Linked DNA regions of Homo sapiens: regions 1 and 2 are each linked to region 3. A link is a contact called in ENCODE Hi-C or POLR2A ChIA-PET data. All regions are on one chromosome and are shown on one strand. The core of a region is the stretch at or near the end of the contact, and the rest is flanking DNA. Distances in the headings are between cores, read along the strand shown.

What was found. A loop is a pair of places that touch in the nucleus more often than their neighbours do. ChIA-PET counts read pairs that join two places held with the same protein, here RNA polymerase II (POLR2A). Pooled maps may share reads with other maps.
Region 1: a pooled map shows a loop between it and region 3 (2.3-fold over the local background). The contact joins two enhancer-like sites. A Hi-C loop is called at or near these places in 3 of 168 maps with a recorded cell type or tissue (Caco-2, gastrocnemius medialis and psoas muscle) and 2 of 50 pooled maps. POLR2A ChIA-PET finds 5 or more read pairs at or near these places in 1 of 52 experiments (activated T-cell).
Region 2: a loop to region 3 is called in a map of pancreas, with 4 times the contacts of the local background. The contact joins two enhancer-like sites. A Hi-C loop is called at or near these places in 6 of 168 maps with a recorded cell type or tissue (CD14-positive monocyte, CD4-positive, alpha-beta T cell, PC-9 and 2 more), 14 of 37 single-sample maps with no recorded cell type and 5 of 50 pooled maps. POLR2A ChIA-PET finds 5 or more read pairs at or near these places in 3 of 52 experiments (MCF 10A, Panc1 and naive thymus-derived CD8-positive, alpha-beta T cell).

Annotation. Positions count from the first base shown.
Region 1 is chr13:51,612,938-51,616,290 of GRCh38, reverse strand. The region is part of intron 1 of WDFY2 (WD repeat and FYVE domain containing 2); the gene reads right to left. Among named protein-coding and RNA genes, the nearest start is that of WDFY2, 30 kb to the right of the region's middle. RefSeq lists enhancers at 1,726-1,815, 1,846-1,905. Within about 2 kb of position 1,635, at least 16 of the 41 ENCODE cell types and tissues checked have a DNase peak (open chromatin) inside an H3K27ac peak, as active enhancers do.
Region 2 is chr13:51,500,125-51,503,473 of GRCh38, reverse strand. No RefSeq gene overlaps it. Among named protein-coding and RNA genes, the nearest start is that of INTS6-AS1, 48 kb to the right of the region's middle. RefSeq lists an enhancer at 825-974. Within about 2 kb of position 2,078, at least 3 of the 41 ENCODE cell types and tissues checked have a DNase peak (open chromatin) inside an H3K27ac peak, as active enhancers do; they include CD14-positive monocyte, where a contact is called at or near this core.
Region 3 is chr13:51,561,019-51,564,678 of GRCh38, reverse strand. No RefSeq gene overlaps it. Among named protein-coding and RNA genes, the nearest start is that of MIR4703, 10 kb to the right of the region's middle. Within about 2 kb of position 2,403, at least 3 of the 41 ENCODE cell types and tissues checked have a DNase peak (open chromatin) inside an H3K27ac peak, as active enhancers do; they include CD14-positive monocyte, where a contact is called at or near this core.

The sequences.
Region 1 (3,353 bases), core at 386-2,885, 52 kb before region 3:
AATTTTGGCATTATGAGAATCATGAATTTATACAGTATCTTATTTATTCACATTGAGACAGGGTCTTATTCTGTTGCCCAGGCTGGAGCGCAGTGATACAATCACAATTCACTGCAGCCTCGACCTCCTGGGTTCAAGCAATCCCCCCACCTCAGTCCGCCCAGTAGCTGGGACTAGGAACATGCACTACTGAGCTCGACTAATGTCTTTATAAAGATGAGGTCTCACTATGTTGATTAGGCTGGTCCCGAACTTCTGGGCTCAAGTGATCCTCCTGCCTGGGCCTCCCAAAGAGCTGGGATTACAGGCAAAAACCACCACATGTGGCCTGTTCTTTTATTTTCGAATATTCTGCTTTTTAAAAAGTCATTACTGGTTAAAAAATAGAAATCCATCCTTGCAAAACACACACACAGAATAATTCACCTAGCAAAAAATTCAAACCCCTAAGTATAAAAAGTAAAAAATAACCAAATCTCTTACCTTGATTCCTTTATATGCATACATAGATTTTTTTTAAAAGAAAGAGACATGGTGTCACAAAAAGAGTATACATATTACTTTGCAAAGTCGTTACTTAACAGCTTTCTAGTTAATAATTGTATTGTATGGTCATAACATAATTTATTTAACCATGTCCCTACTGATGGACATTTCAGCTTATTCCACATTTTTATTTAATTGCAATGCATGATTTATCCCAAGAAGTAAAATTTGTCCCAATAAGTGGGCCTGTTTAAACGGCCTTTGTTAAACAATCAAAGGGTGTGTATATTTCACATCGACAGGTACTGCCAAACTGTTCTTCAAAGTGATGGTATCAACAGTACTATCAAAATATATGAAAAGTGCCTTTTCTCCTTAGATCCTTATTATCTATTTTAAAAAATATTTACCAATCTGGGAATCAAAAAATGATGTTTCAGTGTTTTTTTTTTAATTTGCACTGATTTAATTATTTGTTTCCAACTTTATTTTTTACTATCTGTATGTTGTCTTTGGAGAAATATCTACCTGTCCATATTTTTTATTTTTTAATAGGGTTAGCTTTTTTATATTATTTGAGGCTTTTAATCTATTATGAATACTAAGACTTTTCAACTTGTGTTGCAAATATCCTCTCTAACTCTTCATTTATGAATGCTGGCTTTCAACATATGAATATGGTTAAATTAGTCACAATTTCCCATTATAATTTCTGGGTTTCAAGATAGTTTTTAAACTAATTCCAAGCTTAATAAATCAATTGAGAGAACACACCCACAAAGGATACAATTAACCCCGTGTTTTTACCTCTTTATGTGCACTCTGAGCTTACTTTATTCTTTTACATCAATGTGTATATGATCTCTCAGAGTGCTAAGGCACTCAAAGAACCCAGCAAAACACCCAGTGTAGATTTTCAATAAATGTTCATTTATTTCATTCCTCCTGAGTCCCATTAGTTTAGAGACAACAGACACATAATTCTTTTTAAAATATTTTCCAACAGAATTCCAATTGTGTTCAGGGTGACAACGTGCCCGGCCAAAACTACATTTCCCAGCCTTGTCTCCAGCTACGGGTGGCAATGTGACACAGTTTTGGTTAATGACATGTAAGCGGAAGTCACTGAACTGAGCTTCCAGGAAGCTCTTTGAAAGAGAACAGGCACAGCTGGTACGTGCCTTTTGCCATCTGCCCTTCTCCTCCTTCCTGCCTGGAAAGCAGATGCAATGCTGACTGGAGAGCAGCCATCGTGAGGCTTCAAAGGGACAAGATCACTAAGGATGGCTGAATGGAAAGGCAGCAGCACCATGGGTCTCTGATAGCATCTCTGAGCCACTGACCAACCCTAGAATGCCCACCTCTGGACTTCTTGGTATAAAAGGAAAATAACCGTTTACTTGTTTAAGACATTGTGAATGAGTCAGGTTTTCTGTTCGTTGCAGCAAAATCTAGAATCTAAACTATATATCAGGGTTCACTCAACATCTTCATATAAATTTTAAAACAACCCTTTCATTTTCATAGCTTGAGATAATCCCTTGAAGAACAGCTATGCTGGTTTGAAAGGCAAGTTCTCTATTCACAGATACACTTTTTTTTTTTTTTTTTTTTTTTTGGAGACCGAGTCTCGCACTGTCGCCCAGGCTGGGGTGCAGTGGCACGATCTTGGCTCACTGCAACCTCTGCCTCCCAGGTTCAAGCGATTCTCCTGCCTCAGCCTCCCAAGTAGTTGGGATTACAGGCGCCCACCACCAGGCCCAGCTAATTTTTTGTATTTTTAGTAGAAACGGGGTTTCACTATGTTAGCCAGGCTGGTCTCAAACTCCTGACCTCATGATCCACTCGCCTCAGCCTCCCAAAGTGCTGGGATTACAGGCATGATTACATGGGACGCCTGGCCTTATTCACAGACATACTTAATTTTAAAAGGAGAAATCAAATCATTAAACACTTCAAGTACAAAATTCAAGAACACCCTTAAGGAGAAGTCAGTAATCAGCAACATATGGTGTCACCTGTGCTAACTTGGTGTTAAATTACCCTTATCAGCACACCACATGGCTTGTTTTAGCTGTGACATAAAATTTAGGCATCTAAGACTTTTCCACGAAAAAAAAAATCACAGCTAAGAAGGAATTCTTAACAATTATACAAGACTGAGTATGTATTTTTGTCATTAATCCATTCCCAAGAATTTGGGCTCACTTGTAGCTTGAAATGAAGAATTAAGAAAATATTACAGAATGTGCCCAGGGAAAGACCCACCACTGTCCAAAATCATGTTCTTCAAAGTATTTCACTAGATAAGGAAGGAAATGCACAAGCTGATGGAACTATTTAACCACTCTACTACTGGAAAGAACAATCTCAAAATGTAGTCCTGTTTTAGTCCTCACTTTAGCTAGCCAGCCTCTCAGAACCGAAGAATGAGCAAAAGCCCCGCAAGAGGAGCAGATTGAGCCCTCGACAGAGGTCCTCTCCAGGATGGCAGTCATTTCAGCTTGGGAAAGAAGGGGAGATGGGGGGCATATGCTGTAAGCTCCAGGAGACTGGAGCTTTGTCATCTTTGCAGCTTCTTTTTTTTTATTTTTTAGAGACAGGGTCTCATTATGTCACCCAGGCTGGAGTGCAGTGGCTATGCACAGGCATGATGATCACACACTACAGCCTCAAACTCCTGGGCTTAAGTGATCCTCCCACCTCAGCCTTCCGGGTAGCTGGGACTACAGGCATGCACCACCGCACATGGCTGCAGCTTCTTCATGATCAGCCACCACGGCCTCCACCAAGAATAATTTTCTTTTCAAAAACACCTAACCCTCCCCCACCAAAGTGTCTTTCACATGGCATCAGATATTTTTAAA
Region 2 (3,349 bases), core at 829-3,328, 61 kb after region 3:
AAAAAGAAACACAACATGCAATGAAACTGAAGGCTCAAATCACCTTCCTGCTACATCTAGGAAACTGTAAAGTTAGAACCATTCATTTCCCCAGTAACACATTATTCAAAAGCCAAAATCACGGTCAAACAAATAGACCCCAAAAAATGCATTTGAATGGGAATTTCACTTGGGTCTTCTAGAAGGGACACCTTGCCTGTTTCACGACAATCCCATAAGGGACGTACTGTGCTTGTATTTATCCTCCATTTTACAGGTGGGGAAACCGAGATACATACCAGTGTATTACCCTTCTGAAAAACAAGGCATTTTAAATTTGAAAGCACAACTGGCCTCATGGCTTTAGATAAGGGATTGTGGACCTATAATAACTAACTCGCTGGGTTGTGGTCTGGATTAAATGTGATGATGTATGTCAAGGCCCTGGCACATATTCAGTTCTCTATAAGGGGCAGTTATTACTATTAGAAGGAATAATTAATTTTAGTTGGTAAAATTTCTAAGGTGTCTTGGAGGATGCAGGATTATAAAGATCCTTGTGGCAAGACCACTCAAGACAAAGGAAATTGCTTCAGCCAAGTTAATTGTGTGATGGTGGAGGGTGTATTCTGGGAATGTGAAATAAGGAGATGGTACTGGATTTGAGGATTACAGAAGAGATGAGGCCAGAAAGCTTGGTTGGTGCTACAAATTGTGGATAGCTTGTTGACATGTAACACCAGGAGGCCTAAAAGCTTGGATCTATGGTTGTGGGGGAGCGGAGTTGAAATTTAATGAAGGTCGGACATGGGAATACAGAAAAAATAGAACGTTAGGAAGACTGGGAGGCTCAACCAGGATTTGGCAACCAATATTGGGTAGGGGAGGGTGAGAGGGGGATTCTGGAGCTGAAATGTTTCTGAGACTTCAAGTATGACTCACATCTAGCACAGTTATGACTTGAGATCCAGTGCTTCCATGAAGAAAAGGACTAGGCTTGTATGGAAGGATAAGTTCAATTCAGGATGTGCTGAGTCTGAGATGGATACAGAACAACTGATCAGAAATACAGGCCTGGGGCTGGGAGATGAGTCAGCTGGAGGCAGAAGGGGAGTTGTCCCCTAAAAGATCACAGTGAAACTACCCAAGTAGATGAGATCATTGAGAAAGTACATGTAGCATGAGGCAAATACTATCAATATTAGTAAGCATTACAGGGATGTGCATGTGCTTGGGGGACCTTGTAGTGGGAAGGGCATCATACAAAATTAAAACATCTGCACCTAAGTCCTTCCTGGGCTTTCATATGTATACTCTCATTAATCAATCTTTAACACATAACATTGTGAGGTAGAAAAAAGAGAGAAGAAGGGCAAGCGTTTGTGAAGGTTCATATTTTTGAGGTTAGGAAGAAGAGGAACTAGAAAAAGAAAGAAAGATCAAGTTTTTATAAAGTTGTAGTAAACCTCCAACAGCCAACTTATCATTGTCAGACAGAGATCCTGCCTCCAATATTCTTGAACCTTAAATGAAGATCAGGACTCATACCTAAGATGTGTGTAACAAGCTAAGGGGACATTTGAAAAGTGCCAAGTACAAGGCATAGATGACAAACACTAATCATGGATTGGGCTGGATTTGGTCCAGGAAGACTCAGAGGGAAAACATGTGGGCTGAGTCTTGAAGGACAGCAGGGCTTGGAGGAGTGGAGAGAGCAGAACAATGCAGACCAGGGGGACCCACAGCCCTAAAGGCCAAGAATTTCCTTCCTTCCTTCCTTCCTTCCTTCCTTCCTTCCTTCCTTCCTTCCTTCCTTCCTTCCTTCCTTCCTTTCCTTCCTTCCTTTCCTTCTTTCTCAGAGCCTCACTCTGTCACCCAGGCTGGAGTGCAGTGGTGCAATCTCGACTCACTGCAACCTCCGCCTCCCGGGTTCAAGCGATTCTCATACCTCAGCCTCCTGAGTAGCTGGGATTACAGGCATGCACCACCATGCCTGGCTAATTTTTGTTTTTTTAGTAGAGACGGGGTTTCACCATGTTGGCTGGGCTGGTCTCGAACTCCTGACCTCATGTGATCCGCCCACCTTGGCCTCCTAGGCTTGAGCCACTGTGTCCTGCCGAAGCCAAGAATTTTCTCTGACCTCATATTTACAACCAATGTGTACCAGAAAGTCTCATACAAACTCACAATGCTTACATACTTATGTGGTCATCAGATATGGCACAACAGTGGCTTTGATTTTCCTTTTATACAGGAGCACATTTCAGCTTTTCTTCCAGTTTCCTATTTATTTTAGTTCCAATGTTTAGTTAATACCTTTGATTTTTAAACATTAACTCTTCTAATGTCAGATTCTATGGCATTCTGAATTATTGACATTATGCCTGAAGATTTTAAAAGAACAACTAATTCTCAATTACTTCCAGTTTACTGGTCTGAATGTTGCTCCCCTCCACCTGCAACTTAGGAGGGACCTTGGAGCAAGGTCGTGTCCCAGATTGTTGAGGACGTTTGCTGCTCCTTGGCTTCCCAGCTCCTGTTCCTCTTTCTAAGAGCACTGTGAGTTGCTTGTTGGGAACTAATGGCTCCTCACTGTGGCAGTCCCAGTGGGACTGCTAGTTAAGGAAACTTGCTTCTTGCCAAGAGAGTTGGCCAATCAAATTTTATTCTAGACTAGTGTATCTTGAGCAGGGTAAGTCAAGGACTGTGTAAAAAAAAAAAAAAAAAAAAAAAAAAAAAGGACCAGGATTTCAACAATGATGCTCTGAAGAGATCATCAACCACTTTCTACCCCAGGGCTGCTCTTTCTGAGTCTCACTCTTCAGGTTGTTTTTTCATTCTGGGAGCTGTCCCACATCTTTCTCTTCTCTCTTAACTTAGCCAGGGTCAGTTTCCATTGTTTATAAAAACCAAAACAAAGCAAAACTCATTCACTGACCTGACCGGAAAACGTGATATTTTCAATTGTCTGCCAAAGTTCCCCCCACTGATGTGGAAAATCAAGAGTGATAAGGATGGTTAAAAGAGAATAATTGAGATATTGCGACAAATGATACTTTGTTGGTTTCTCTTTCAGTTACTTGAATCACTGTCGACACACTTGCTTGAAGAAGACACTGGAGAGCCATTCTGTCACCCAGGCAGGAGTGCATTCATGATAGGTAGCCTTACTATGCGGTTCTAGTCTGTACCCTGCTATCTTTTCCAGGGGATGGTTTGTGTAGAGCATGTAGAGTGGCTCCTGTGTTCTCTGGCTTCCTGGTTGAGTTTCGTCCTCCCTCTGCCTTGAGAGAGTAGGGTCTGGGTGTGAGTTCTCTTAGCTACCACCTTAAGAGGTTGCTTCAGTCTGTCTATGCCTAGTGGTGTGCTA
Region 3 (3,660 bases), core at 1,154-3,653:
GTGAAGAATAAATATGAACATTCATTGGAGGGAATAAATCCAGTGTTGGCAAATAGCTACAAATAGCTACTCCAAGGGAAGAGGAGAAATATGAGAAAGAGTTGGAAGGGAACCATAGGGAGGACAGACAGAAGAAAGGGAGTAGAGAGAATGTCACAAAACAAGGAAGAAATCTAATAATCAGAACTGAGTCACAGGTCAAGGCCAGGCCATCTTGCTGTGGAAGGCCCAACCTTCCAACGATCAAAATTCTGAGACTAGAGAGTTACGGATAACTTCCACCTTCATTTTTAAGTCAGGTGTTTAGAATGAACTCAAGTGAATGTTCTTGCTGACTTAATTATGCACTGGTAGTTCTCAGATGTGCTCACAAAATCCTTATGGTATAAAACCTACGGTCACTTGGCATTTAACTATCATGATGAATAATGCTTCTCTAGAAGAATGTCTTTTAGTTACAACCAGGAAGATCAGATAAACATCTTCCAGTTTGTCTTCCTCTTCCTTTCCTGGTTCGCTGGCAGCAGGCATGTAACTCCTTCAGCAATAAGATTTTGTGGTTCTGATGCCTGGCTGCACACCAGAATTCCTGGGAAGTTTTTGAAAATACAGACTCCTGGACCCTCTCCCAAATGACTGAATTTGGTTTTGCAGGAGCTTGGCCTGAGAACCTGAATTTTTATAAAGTATTTCCAGATTATTCTAATGCAAATGGCTTCATCTCCATGCTTCGTCTAATGTGGAAACTGTGGACCTGGGAATCCAGTGGAAGTGTGCAGGAAGAATGACCAGCAATATGGAGGGCAAGGCCTCCAACCACGGGATACATCTCTTATTTCCTTTTATTTCCCAGTATGAGGGACCAGCCAGCCTACTTGCCTTTCCACTATTGGCAGTAAGTTTCTCTTTTCCATAGACCAAGGAGTAACACAACACAGGCTGCAGCTTTCCCCCTACTCACCTGTGTTGGAAGCCGCCTAAGGTTTTTGCAAGGCTTCCCTCTACACTTTCTCCACCTTTCCAGTCTTCTCCACTCCTCTTTAAACTAGGCAAGTGTGTGCTAACAATAGGTTTTCCTATACATAAAGGGCTAAATTAAGGCTTATCTATCCTTTTTAATGGACTTTATATTTTAAGAACAGATTTAGGTTCACAGCAGAAAGTGCAGAGTTGCCATGTGCCACCTCCTGCACACTCCCCAAGCACACTGTCAACACCCCCCCCACCACAGTGGTACATTTGTTAATCAATGAACCATTATCATCCAAAGTTTGTAGTTTACATTAAGATCCACTCTTGGTTTTGTACATTCTATGGGTTTGGACAAGTGTATAATGACATGTATTCACCACTGTAGTATCATACAGAGTAGTTTCACTGTCCTAAAAATCCTCTGTGTTCCATCTATTCACCCCCTTCTCTCCACAACCTCTGGCAATCACTGATTATTTTTCTTTTTATCTTTTTCTGTTTTTATTTTTATTTTTTAATAGAAATGGGGTTTTTGCTATATTGCCAAGGTTGGTTTCGAATTTTTGGGCTCAAGCAATCCTCCTGTCTTGGCCTCCCAAAGTGTTGGGATTACAGGTGTGAGCCACCATGCCCAGTCAGATTTTTTTTTTAATTGTCTCCATAGTTTTGCCTCTTCCAGAATTCCATACAGTTGAAATCACACCATATAGAGCCTTTTCAGATTTGCTTCTTTCACTTAGTAATATGGATTTAAGCTTCCTCCATGTTTTTCATGGCTTGATGGCTCATTTATTTTTAGCACTGAATAATATTCCATCGCCTGGACGTACCATAGTTTATTTATCCATTCATCTATTGAAGGACATCTTGGTTGCTTCCAAATTTTGGCATCTATGAATCAAGCCACTCTAAACATCTGTATACAGGTCTTTGTGTGGTGGACGTATGTTTTCTACTCATTTGGGTAAATACCAAGGAGTGTGATTGCTGGACCATAGGTAAGAGTATGTTTAGTTTTATAAGGAACTGCCAAACTGCGTCCAAAGTGGCTGTACCATTGTGCATTCCCACCAGCAGTGAATGAGAGGTTTATCTAAATTTCAGAGGAAAACCTGCTCTCCTGGAATTTTCTGCAGAGGAACGAGGAGAGTAAGGTAGGATGAAGTGGGAGTGGGAACCAATCTAGGGAAGTGGTGATAGAGTAAAATAGTGACAAAAAGACGGAAGGAAGGGAGCTTATGTTTCTGTTCCTTCTTTGCTTTCTCTTTACTAATAACTTCCATGCCACCACAGACCCACCCATACACTAGTCCTGAACTGGGCTAAAGTCAGAGACAAGGACTGTGGCTGGTGAGGTCTGTTCCTTAGGAGACCGAGAGCAGGGGAATCCCAAGTGCATCTGGTTAAGAGGAATTGGGTCTGCTATTCTTAGAACAAGGTTTCTCTCAAAAAATATTAACTGAAACCACGAATGAAAACCTCAGCTCTTCCTCAGTTTGTCATTCGAGGGTCTGAAATCATTCATTCTTCCAGAAAATATTTGTTCAGAGCCTGCCTCGTGCCAGGGAGTGAGCTGGGTGCTCGATATAATTAACTCTCTTGTACAGTCAAGGGCAGAGCTCAACGTGGCTCACATGCTGAGTTTATCATTAGAGGGCCACTGGCTCTAGGGCACAATGAGCAAGTAGAAAAGAGGAGTTAGCATGACAAGCATTTGCTTTAAAATTAAAGGCCATGTTTGTGTCAAAGTTCTAGAGCATAACTGTGTGGTCAGATCTGCTATGAGTCTTCTGCATCAAATAATGTTTAACAGAATGTGTAAAGGAATTAAATGAGATCTATGGAGAATGAAGATTGCCATATGAAATAGCAAAATGGGGGGCACAATGAGATATGAGATATATTGCCATTTAGGCAAAATGATTTACTCATTTGGAAGAGTCTGTCCCAAACTCTCATGTATAACTAAAGTTGCTTTACAAAGGAATGGACAATTTGTATCTTTCTAGAACTTTTGGGGATAACATAGTTTCCATCTAGTGCCTGCTTTTGGTTTAATATACCCCTAAAATTATACACATGAGGAAGATAAATGATTCTGTTAACAAAGAATGAGATCATCTTTATCCTCAAGGACTGTGATTAAAGGTCAATGGTTAATGACCAAAATTCTAATGTGGTCACTGGAGGAGTCCTGGCAGAATGACATCTGAAATTCCTTGGATATATCTGATGACACGTTAAAAAACTTTTTATAAGCATCAAGGGTTAACACAGTATAACCATTCTATAGATGAACCAGCTGTTGTTGTGTATGCTTAGGTCTCACAGACATGGTTTTAGGAAAAGCATTTCCCAAACTCACACTCCATCTTGTAAGCCCTTTCTAAGAAAAGACTCACCTTTCCTCTCCTGTTGTACTGCCCCAAGAATCAAGCACTGTGCAAGGCACGAAAAGGGAGCTCAGTAATGACAAGTCAGTAGAAAGACTGATTGACTCTTACTAGCTTTGCACAGCAGTTTCCAGTGAAATGGAGCAGAGAAGAGTCACATACCCATATTTCTCCTATCCAATAGAATTTACTCGGCAGTTAATACTGGAAGCCAAAGAGATCAGGGCAAATGTTTGTTATCAAAGATGCCTTCCCTTGAGTTAAATTGGTTGGGATCAGATTAATTTCCCTCAAG